Regions from separate parts of the Homo sapiens genome. Here region 2 is linked to region 1. A link is an interaction called in ENCODE POLR2A ChIA-PET data of the cell type or tissue named here. Cell type or tissue: endothelial cell of umbilical vein. All regions are shown on one strand.

The links. Peaks named below come from ENCODE experiments on the same cell type or tissue, not always from the same donor. Only the 100,000 strongest peaks of a DNase experiment are listed, where the experiment ranks them.
Region 2: POLR2A ChIA-PET joins it to region 1 with 7 read pairs; 4 of 35 experiments call an interaction of 5 or more read pairs at or near these places.

The regions. Positions count from the first base shown.
Region 1 is chr5:128,056,816-128,061,815 of GRCh38, forward strand. It overlaps SLC12A2-DT (SLC12A2 divergent transcript), which reads right to left. Exons shown (of 4, transcript NR_152813.1): 2 at 4,329-4,429. Among named protein-coding and RNA genes, the nearest start is that of SLC12A2-DT, 24 kb to the right of the region's middle. In endothelial cell of umbilical vein, no CTCF peak of the experiment used is centred here; no DNase peak of the experiment used is centred here.
Region 2 is chr5:127,921,892-127,926,891 of GRCh38, forward strand. All of the region lies in intron 6 of CCDC192 (coiled-coil domain containing 192), which reads left to right. All of the region lies in intron 2 of LOC124901059 (a long non-coding RNA gene), which reads left to right. Among named protein-coding and RNA genes, the nearest start is that of SLC12A2-DT, 160 kb to the right of the region's middle. In endothelial cell of umbilical vein, no CTCF peak of the experiment used is centred here; DNase peaks (open chromatin) are centred at 2,110 and 2,460.

The DNA of each region.
Region 1 (5,000 bases):
GAATACCTCCCTTAAAGGAAATTTGGGGAGTCATTTAGACCTAAAATAAATGCGCTTATTGTTTTTAAAGACACTAGGAAAAAAGTTAGAGAATTTGAAAAATATACTCATTCATTTAACAAATATTCACTAAGCATTCTATTCTGAAAAAGAATATAAGTCCTTGTTTATCACTTTAAAAAATCTTTATTTTCCCACTTATAGAACATTAAATACATTTTCTGCAAAACAAACAAACTAAAAACTTGGAAAATATAAAAGCACCTTTAATCACACCACTCAAAGGAATACTGTTAACCTCCAATGGATGTCTCCATTGCTTCTTCAGTAGAATCCCCCCAAAAATGTTTTTATGGGTTGAAAGCATTAAAAAGAGTCTCTATTTGGGTAGACTCATTTCTAGGTAGTGAGATTGTATCTTACTCTTCATGGTATCAACCCCAAGAGCTGACACATACTATGTGCTAATAAAAATGTTTAGGGGATAGTTCATCAGTCTTATTAGAAATCAGACAAAATCAAAATATATTACCAAATGAACTCAATTCCCCATAGTACCTGCTGTGAAGCAGGACATTTAGAATGCTTAGTCTCATTAACTAATTCTAATTACAAGTAGATGTGCACCTATCTTGAATAGAGTTTCTCTATGTTTATCACAAGATGATAAACTTTGGTGTTTTATTAGGAATGATATTTGGTGGCACAGGCAAGAAAAGTCCATCCTTATCTGGTTATTGAAAATCAGGAATATGCTATCATTTGGAGTACAAATGGTAGCAACAGTCTAAAATTCTCTGCACCACTTTGTTTCACACCAACCAGAGGAATAAGGCAAAGACTGATTGACAAATGTCAGTAACTCATTTTTCACATATGACAAAAAGTGACTAAACTGATAAAATTATCATTTCAATGTTCTTGCCAGAAGGCTCAAGTAATTAGCAAAACTAACCAGCAAAAAAAGAGAGCAAAGCCCATTATTTTTCTTATGTTTAGAAATTACATAAGTACTTTCCTTCAAAAATAAAGGTTTTCCAGCCGGTATCTGTCTGCTGGATATAAACAATTAGCCTGTTTTAATATGGAATTTTCCCTTTTATTTTTAGTATTAGAAGGGAGATTCTAATAAATCTATGAGGAGGAGCATCACCCCTTATTTGTAACCTCAGGACATAAAACAAATATTTCCGACCCCCTTCAAAGTGTGGAGATGGGTCCCATATTTGTAAAACTAAGTTCTTTTTACCTTTAAGGAAATGAAATCAGCTTTTAGTCTGCCAGTGTTTTTGCTACAGTTTTAATATGCAGTCAAACTTTATTATGAAAGCCTACAGCAGATATTTGGAGCTAAGAGACAAAAAAAGTAACATGTCTAGCATGGGAGACCTGGGGAAAATGGACGGTGGTGCCATTTACTGAAATGGGAAAGGCAGAAAAGCAGGTTTGGGGAAGCTGGAGAGGAGTTCTGTGTGGCTCCTTGGCGTCTGTGGTAACAGAATTCAATCTTGGTTGAGTCTGTGGCACTGGTTTGTTTAACTGAGCTTCTGCCTTGGTCCTGTTTTTCATTCTATTCCGATACCCCAAGAGAAATGAATCTTGCCTCACCTTTGCCAGGCCTCCTTACTGGGCTCTTGCCTCACCTCTCCCCTTGAATAGCAGGCCAGTAGAGACAGGCCATCCAGGTGTCACTTCTGATCAGGCTTTCAAGGTTAGCTACCTGCCTTACCTAGAGTTCATGAGACCCTTTTATGTCAAACTCTCTTTGCTAAGATATGGATCATCAGTCATTCAGAAGTCAGGCCCCTTCCTGACTTGTCTGTCTTGTGGACAATTGGCTTTATCCCAGTGAGTTCTGAGAGAGACAGTTGTTCAATTAAGAGAACAGATTTTTCAGACTATTAATCTGTTAGCTGGAGAAAATAAGGTGCTATGGGACAAATGGTTAGTTGTGTATAATACGTGAACCTAGGAATAATCATCAGGCTCTTGAAGACCTCATCAAGCCAGGAAATATATGCTAGTTAGCTTCAGTGGTCTTCAAGAAGAGGCTCTGCAGCTTTAAGTAATGTATCTCAAAGCTTGCAAAGGCATTTTTTTCCAAAATAAGCCTTAAAATTATAAGTATGGAGTTAGAGTCACCATGTATATTTGAATTGTACAGTGAACCACTGGGATAATTCAGGCTGAGTCCATAACCTCTTAATTATCTTTGATAGTTTAGAAAAATTTGTGCTTCCTATCCTGAATTACCAGTTAATTACAGCTGTAAACCTTACCTACTGTCTTTTATTGTAAATGATGTTCTAATTTGAGTTGGCACTCTTTTAAATGACATTTTAGGGTTCAACGTCTTTCCTAGGAGATAGAGAAAACTTAAGAAAAAGGTCTTCTAGAACCCCAAGTCTTGAAATAGCTGCCAGTAAACCAGGAACAAATTCCATATCAAAAAGAGCCTAAAGTTCATCTCTATTCTGATACACATAGTCACAATTCTAATTTTCTAGTATGAAAAACTTAATCAAATGAGGAAATATCCTGGTTTTAAAATGAATTGATGGTTTGTTTAATTAAAAATATTAAAATTTTTTATAATAATCATATTTCCCAAGGCTGCCAAACTAGTTCCTTCTTCCATATTGTGCCAAGCTATTTGGCCAGCTACATGGACAGTGACCTTATTTTATTCAAGTATACTACAGAATCAGTGAGTGGTTTTCAGCTCTAAATTTACTCCCTCTGGTGATCCTGCTAATTATAAACTTACTAGCCTTCAGGGAATGGTATTAAATATTTTCCTCTTTTGGCAACTTAGTCTCTGAATTCTAAATCGAATGATGCTTTCATGTCAAATGACCCATTCGAGTGTTTTTTAAATGTATTTTCATAAGATGCAGCATATATTTTTAGCAACTAGTAAATAATTATATTAATATACTTATACCAATTGTTTAAATCATAATGAAACACTTACTGACAAATAAAATAGCAATTACTGATATAAAATGGGGAAATAATTTTACTCTCCTGCATTTGTACAGAGAACATTTGAGTAACAGTTTTCCCAAGCAAAGTAAACCAAATATTTATCTGGTGGATTTAGGCAGCAGAACACAACACAGAGAGTTTACATGTTTCAAGAAGTTACATACCTCCTGCAAGCGATATAACCTAATATCCAAATTATCTTAGTCAATTTGAGCTTCTATAACAAAGTACTATAAACTGGGTGACATAAACAATAGAAATTTATTTCTCACAGTTCTGGAGACTGAAGTCTGAGTTCACGGTGCTAGAACGGTGAGGGACTGGTGAGGGTCCTCTTCTGGTTGCAGACTGCCAGCTTCCCATTGCACCCTCATATGGTGGAAAGACAGCTAGCTAGCTCTCTGGTCTCTTCTTTTAAGAGCACTAATCCCATTCATGAGGGCTCCACTGTCCAAAGGCCCTTCCATCAACTACTATCACATTGGGATTATAGTTTCAACATACGAAATTTGGGAAGCACACAAGCATTCACTCCATTGCACAAATCTTCTGACCCATCCTAAACTTATTAGGATTTTTCTCATTCCAGTTACAGAAATCTCATTTGAAAGTCCATAACATTATTAAGTAGCAAAAAATGATGATATCCATCCATAAGATTCATTTTCCCCACTGGCCCTTAGTGGTCCTTTAAATACTAAACATTTATAAACAATTGATGACATGAGAGGATTCCACAAGCAAAGATTTCACTCTTTTGTTTCACCTCTGATAGGCAAAAAGCCAAATGAGGTGAAGTGGATATAGGTTTAAAAAGAGACTTGAGTGACATCCCAGGGTACTGAAAGGGAATGAAGAGAAACTTAGGAAAGGTAGAAACAGATCTCAGCAGATGTTAATTTTCTTGAGTTGCTCAAATTATTTAGGACAACTGCAATGAATTCTAAGTCAACAGTCAGGAAGAAATTGATTTGGAAAAGTTAGATGGGGAGTTTAATTGAATATGAGAAAAAGCAATGAATCAGCACTTGGGTAACTGCATAGGAAATGCTGACCCAGGAATTAAGCAGACTGGCTGATCTGTAAAATGGATCAATGTTAGAAATAAAAATCACCATAATTTCCCATCTGCTACTGGCATCAAGGCAGAAAGACTAGTTTTCAAATAATAATAAAAGCAAATATTTATGGAGTGCTAACTTAACAGTTTTGCCATATTACCTTAGTTATTCTCACAACAACCTGTGGGAACTCACTGAGACCCCCAGAGTTGATATAAAGATTATTCTAAAGACATTTGAAATTCAACAGATGCAGAAAAAAGCCTTCTCAGAACTTACCTTATCTCACTAAATGCAGAAACTACTGGGAGTGAGGCTGCCATAAATCTCTTCTGGAGAATTTTACTGGCCATAAAGAAGACAGAGAAGACCGCTTGCACCTGCATAAACAAACATTATCACAAACCTTCTTCTTTTTCATTTCTTCCCCTAAATACTCATTTGTTCTTCCCTACATAGAGGGCTTTACTCCCCCCTTCTTCTCCCCCATTAAGTAACCTCTCCCCTATTAGGTATATAAACCCCCATCTTTAGTTGTTTAGAGTCACATTTTTCTGTGTGCTCCTGCGTGAATAAAAATCTATGTTTTGTCTAAGTTTAATTCCCAGGCCCTCAAGAACTGAACCTAAGAGGGTAGAGGAAAAGATTTTCCTCTCCAACAAACATTACTTACAAAGGTAAGTAATTTCATCTTCATTAAAAACATGAGAAAACTTAGACTCAAAGAAGTTATAAAATTTGCCCAAGTTCATTAAACCAGAGGAATGAGGATTCAAATCAGGTTAGGCTAGGCACGGTGGCTCACACCTATAATCCCAGCAGTTTGGGAGGCCAAGGCAGACAGATCACATGAGGCCAGCCTGGCCAACATGGTGAAACCCTGTCCCTACTAAAACTACAAAAATTAGCTGGGTGTGGTGGCACATGCCTGTAATCCCAGCTACTCTGGAG
Region 2 (5,000 bases), 130 kb before region 1:
AGCCATGCTGGAAATGCTGACACTTCTGTCATTAAACATTGTCGTGCACTAAAAAGTACATGCTACTAAAAATATTTCTTCCTATTTTGTTTGATGTTAAAAGTCTCTTCAAATGATAAATATGAAAGCCAATTTGGACCTCAACGAATTGGATTCTGTGTTAGTTCTCTAGCCAAAAAATAATTGATTAAATTTCCTTAATATCAACATGTTACAATGAATAACTTCTTAATCTTTGTCAAAATCAATAAACTGCATGTGAAACAACCAGCTTCTTATTCTGCTTAGAATTTTGATACAGTTGTGACTTTCCCTAGATTTTTCCATAAGTTTGATTTTTATGATTTGCTTCATTTTAAGCTATCTTCTAGATAACATTATTTAATTTATTAAAACTCTTACTAAGAAAATGACTACAAAATGAGACTTGTAATAATGGGGAGGAGCCTCTGTTTATTATTTATTTATTTATGTATTATTTCATTCACTCGTCTTCCTGATTTCCTTTCATTTCTGTTATAAATCGCAATGCTTAAGTACATTGCAATGTTGAAAGTTTAAACATGGCCAGGCATGGTGGCTCATGCCTGTAATCCCAGCACTTTGGGAGGCCAAGGCAGGCAGATCGCTTGAGCACAGGAGCTCAGAACCAGCCTAGGCAACATGGCAAAACCCCATCTCTACATAAAAATACAAAAAGTTAGCCTGGTGTGGTGGCACACACTTGTAGTCCCAGCTACCCAGGAGGCTGAAGTACGAGGATCACTTGAGCCCAGGAGGTAGAGGCTGAAGTGAGCTGGGATCACACATCACACTACTGCACTCCAGCCTGGGCAATAGGGTGAAACCCTGTCTTAAACAAACAAACAAAGCAAGGAGGAAAGAAAGCTTAAACATCAATTGCATAGCTCACTCACTTATTCAGAGATGAGCCTTGTCATCTAAATGAACCAATGGGATGTGGGGAGTATTTGTTGAAGCTAGCAGGAAAGACAAGCTGCCTGTTTTTCTGTAGTAAATAAATACCGGTAGAAACATTCTTTGACACTAGACAGAAAAGAGAATTCTCTCTAGAAGATAATGGCAGCCATCTGAGTACCAAAATAGTATCAGGCTTAGGAAGAAGCTGGCACTGTAAAGGGAGAGCAAAGAGACCAAAAGAAGCCACATTTTCAGTTACATTATTGAGGCCACTAGTTCAAGACTTGCCTGAAGCTATCTCTGGAGCCAATACATTTTCTTTATTAGTTAAGCCAGTTAGAATTGGGCTTTCAGGTTGTTGAACAAAAACAGTAGTAAATGATACACTATTATTGAAATTTGGTATAAAGAAAAGTTTTGTTCATTGTGGCAGACCCTATTAGTCACCTACACAAAAGATTCTGTTCTTCCTTGTGAACGGAACTCCAATTTTACTCATAGTTCATTCATACAGTATTTTAGGGGTCCTCCCTCACCCATTTCAGAATGCTAATTTTCATTAGTCTTTTTTTTTTTTTTTCTTGAGACAGAGTCTCACTCTGCCTCCCAGGCTGGAGTGCAGTGGTGCCATCTTGGCTCACTGCAAGCTCCGCCTCCCGGATTCACGCCATTCTCCTGCCTCAGCCTCCCGAGTAGCTGGGACTACAGGCGCCCGCCACCATGCCCTGCTAACTTTTTGTATTTTTAGTAGAGACGGGGTTTCACCGTGTTAGCCAGGATGGTCTTGATCTTCTGACCTTGTGATCTGCCCACCTCGGCCTTCCAAAGTGCTGGGATTACAGGCGTGAGCCTCCGCGCCCGGCCTTTTCATTAGTCTTAACCAATCATGGCATTGATTTTTTTTTTTCTTTGTCAAGGGCTGCTTTAGGAATATGATGGACATACATGCACAAAAATATGAGGTAAATTCTGTTGCAAGCATCACGGAAGCTTTCCTAACTTTTAAAAAGATGAGACAAGACAGGACTTTCTCTTCCAACTTTCAGACAATGCCTTATGAAGAATGCAACCACCTTGCAGATAGAAAGGAGAAACAAAAGAATCCCAGAGAAGCCAACCTGGCTCCCCAGAGCTACCAAATGAGCTAACCCTGGAATTCCCCCAGGTTTCACCTTAGGTACAATAATAAACTTTCCATTGTATAAGTTGCTGATAGTCACATATCCTGTTATTTGGAGCTGGATCACTCTGACCAATATATTCACAGACAATATTGATTCTTTGAGGTTAATCTCAAGTAAAATATTACCTTACTTAATTGATTAAAGCTAATCTGAGTCCTAAAGAGGAAACAAGTACTTTCACCATTTTTGGCACACTTTATCATTTGATGGTTTAAGTGGTTTGAAGAACTGAAGTGACCAATTAATACATAATGCTGATTAAATTTAAATAATTTCTATATCTTAAGCCTCAGATGAAATGGAAAGTTTGCCTGCTGAAAACGAATGTGTGCCCTAAGCCTTTGTTTATCCAGGTGGTTAGAACCAGAAAACACTGGGAGGGTCATCTTGGGAAGCAGCCAGAACAAATGCCCATAAGTCTTAATGGTAACCGTGCTGCCAATTCCTAAGATTCTTAGCATTTGCTAGATCAGAAATTAATAATAGATGGAAACAAAAAAGAATGAGACAACTGGCCTGTTGTTTTATCTTTTAAAGCCAGGAATATTCCATAAACAATTGAGAAGTGATTAGCATATGACCCCCAAGGGTATGTTGTGACCCCAGATCAGTAGGAGATGCTAATGGGACAAGACTTCCATGGACTTACATATTTACCTGACAGTAGAGGCAGGATGGAGTGATGTGGTTGAAAAGTGGCCTGCATGTTTCAGACCTGTCTGAACAATGGATAGGTGCTGTGATCTATACAAAGATTCTGGTGGTATCATTCATAATAGTAGCAATAAGAGGCAAATATTTACTCTGTTCCGGTGTAATTGCTGAACAAGTTCTTAGTAAAATGACATGGAGTAGGTGCTCTGTAAATGTTTATCTTTCCCCACTTTCCTTTTATCCCCCTCTTTACTCCTATCTCACAAGTACAGAGGAGGAAGCTATGGAAAAAAAATCATAGCCACAGAATTTTTTGACATCTCTAAAAATTATATTATTTTTCTATTTTGATTTATGTACAATACATCTCAACAAATATATAAAACAAAACTTATATGCAACAACAGAAGCATTTTGCTGAGTATTCCATCTGTCCTCTTGACAATTTTTTATGCCTCTCTAAAGTGCCTTGGATTTGAGTCTAACCTGAAAATAACTCTATTACCATTAGCTTTAATAATGTTCTCAAGGAATATAACTTACCTGATAAAGTAGGTAACTATTGGAAAAAACACCTATGAAAATTAATGTTTATAATAGAATATCAGAAGATTTCCTAAACTAAAAAATCTTGTTTGAGTCCCCTCTTGGAGAATTTCTCTATAACTTTTGAATTATCTTTTGTAATTTCAAGATGAAATTGTATCTTGATATGAAAAAAATAAAATCAAGCTGATAAAATTGGAATGGCATTCCACAAGGAGGAGGAATTGAAAGACGAGTATTCCACAAGCTGTCCTCAAGAACGGGGCATTTTTATGCTGCCAAGTTAGCTTAGCAGACACATCCCTGTCCCTCAGCCCATCCTTGAGTCAATTTCTCACTGTTGTTTTATTACAGTAAAATTTAAACTAAAAGCAAGTAGCACAAAGTAAAAGCAAGTAGCACAAAAAAAGTTGATAAAAATAAAGTTAGATATGATTGTTCATCTTGGAGAAGATTGATAAGCAGTCATTGCTTTTGTAAGTTCTTCCTCTCAAGTGTGCAAGGGCCCTCCCACGTCGACATTATTTTTACCCACTTCAACTCTGCTATTGCTTCTCGTTCGCTTAAACCACTTTCATGGCTGTCTCTCTAAAACCTACTTTCCCCTTGGCATCTTCTGAACTGAACCCTGTAGTTTCAAACAATAAATGTCCAAGTGCTCAGGCATGTCACTACAAAGCCCATTTGTATTATCTTAATACAAGAAAAGCTTCAGCCAAATTAAATTTAAAGGCATTTAATTGAGCAATGAATGATTAGCAAATCAGGCAGCCCCCAGAATCACAGCAGATTCACAGAGACTCCAGTTCAGCCACGTGGTGGAAGATTTATAGACAAAAAAAGGGAAATGGGGCGTGCAGAAATTTGAAGTGAGGTACAGAACAGCAGGATTGGTTACAGCTCCGCCTTTGCCTTATTTGAACACAGTTTGAACACTCAGCAATGTATGAGTCATTGAAGTTCTGCCGCTGCAATTGGCCAAGACTCAGCTATTGTTACAGGTGCATACTCCTAAGTTAGGTTTTCAATTTTTGTCTATCTATTAAGCTAGGTTGCAGTTTGTCCACAAGGACTCAAACATAGAAGTATGGAGTCCTCAGGCCACATTTAGTTCACTTTAACAATCTGATAAGTGACTCCTCATCAGCTTGTTACTTCCTTATGGCTATTATGTCTCCTAAAGTGACTTAAACCGAGGAGGAAACATGGGGTTTGGACATGTCCTTGATAAACTAGTACCCCATAGAGATTGAGAACGTATTTTGTGAAAGAGAATTATAAGGATGTGGAGGTGAAGGAAGTTGCAGGAGCATGTTGCATGACCTAACGGGGGTGGAGATAATAAGACAAACTTAAAAGGTATTTAGAAGTCTAAATCAACAGAACTTTGTGAAAAGACGGATGAAAGAGCATGGGGGTAAAGGAGAAACTGGGTATGAGATAAGCTTCAGAGGTTAGATAATGAGTTGAGTTTTTGGCATATTATATCTGAGGTGCTTATAAGATATCTCAGTAGGAGTTCAGAGTCTAGAGCTCAGGTCCGACCTAGAGTTGTAAATTTGGCATTATTCATACCAATATATTGCAACCAAGGCCACAGGAGGGAATGAAATGACCTATAGAGAGGGAAAAGAAAGTTTAAGACCAGGAGTTTAAGAATCTCCATGCAGTAATTACTCTGAGGAAAAGCTCACA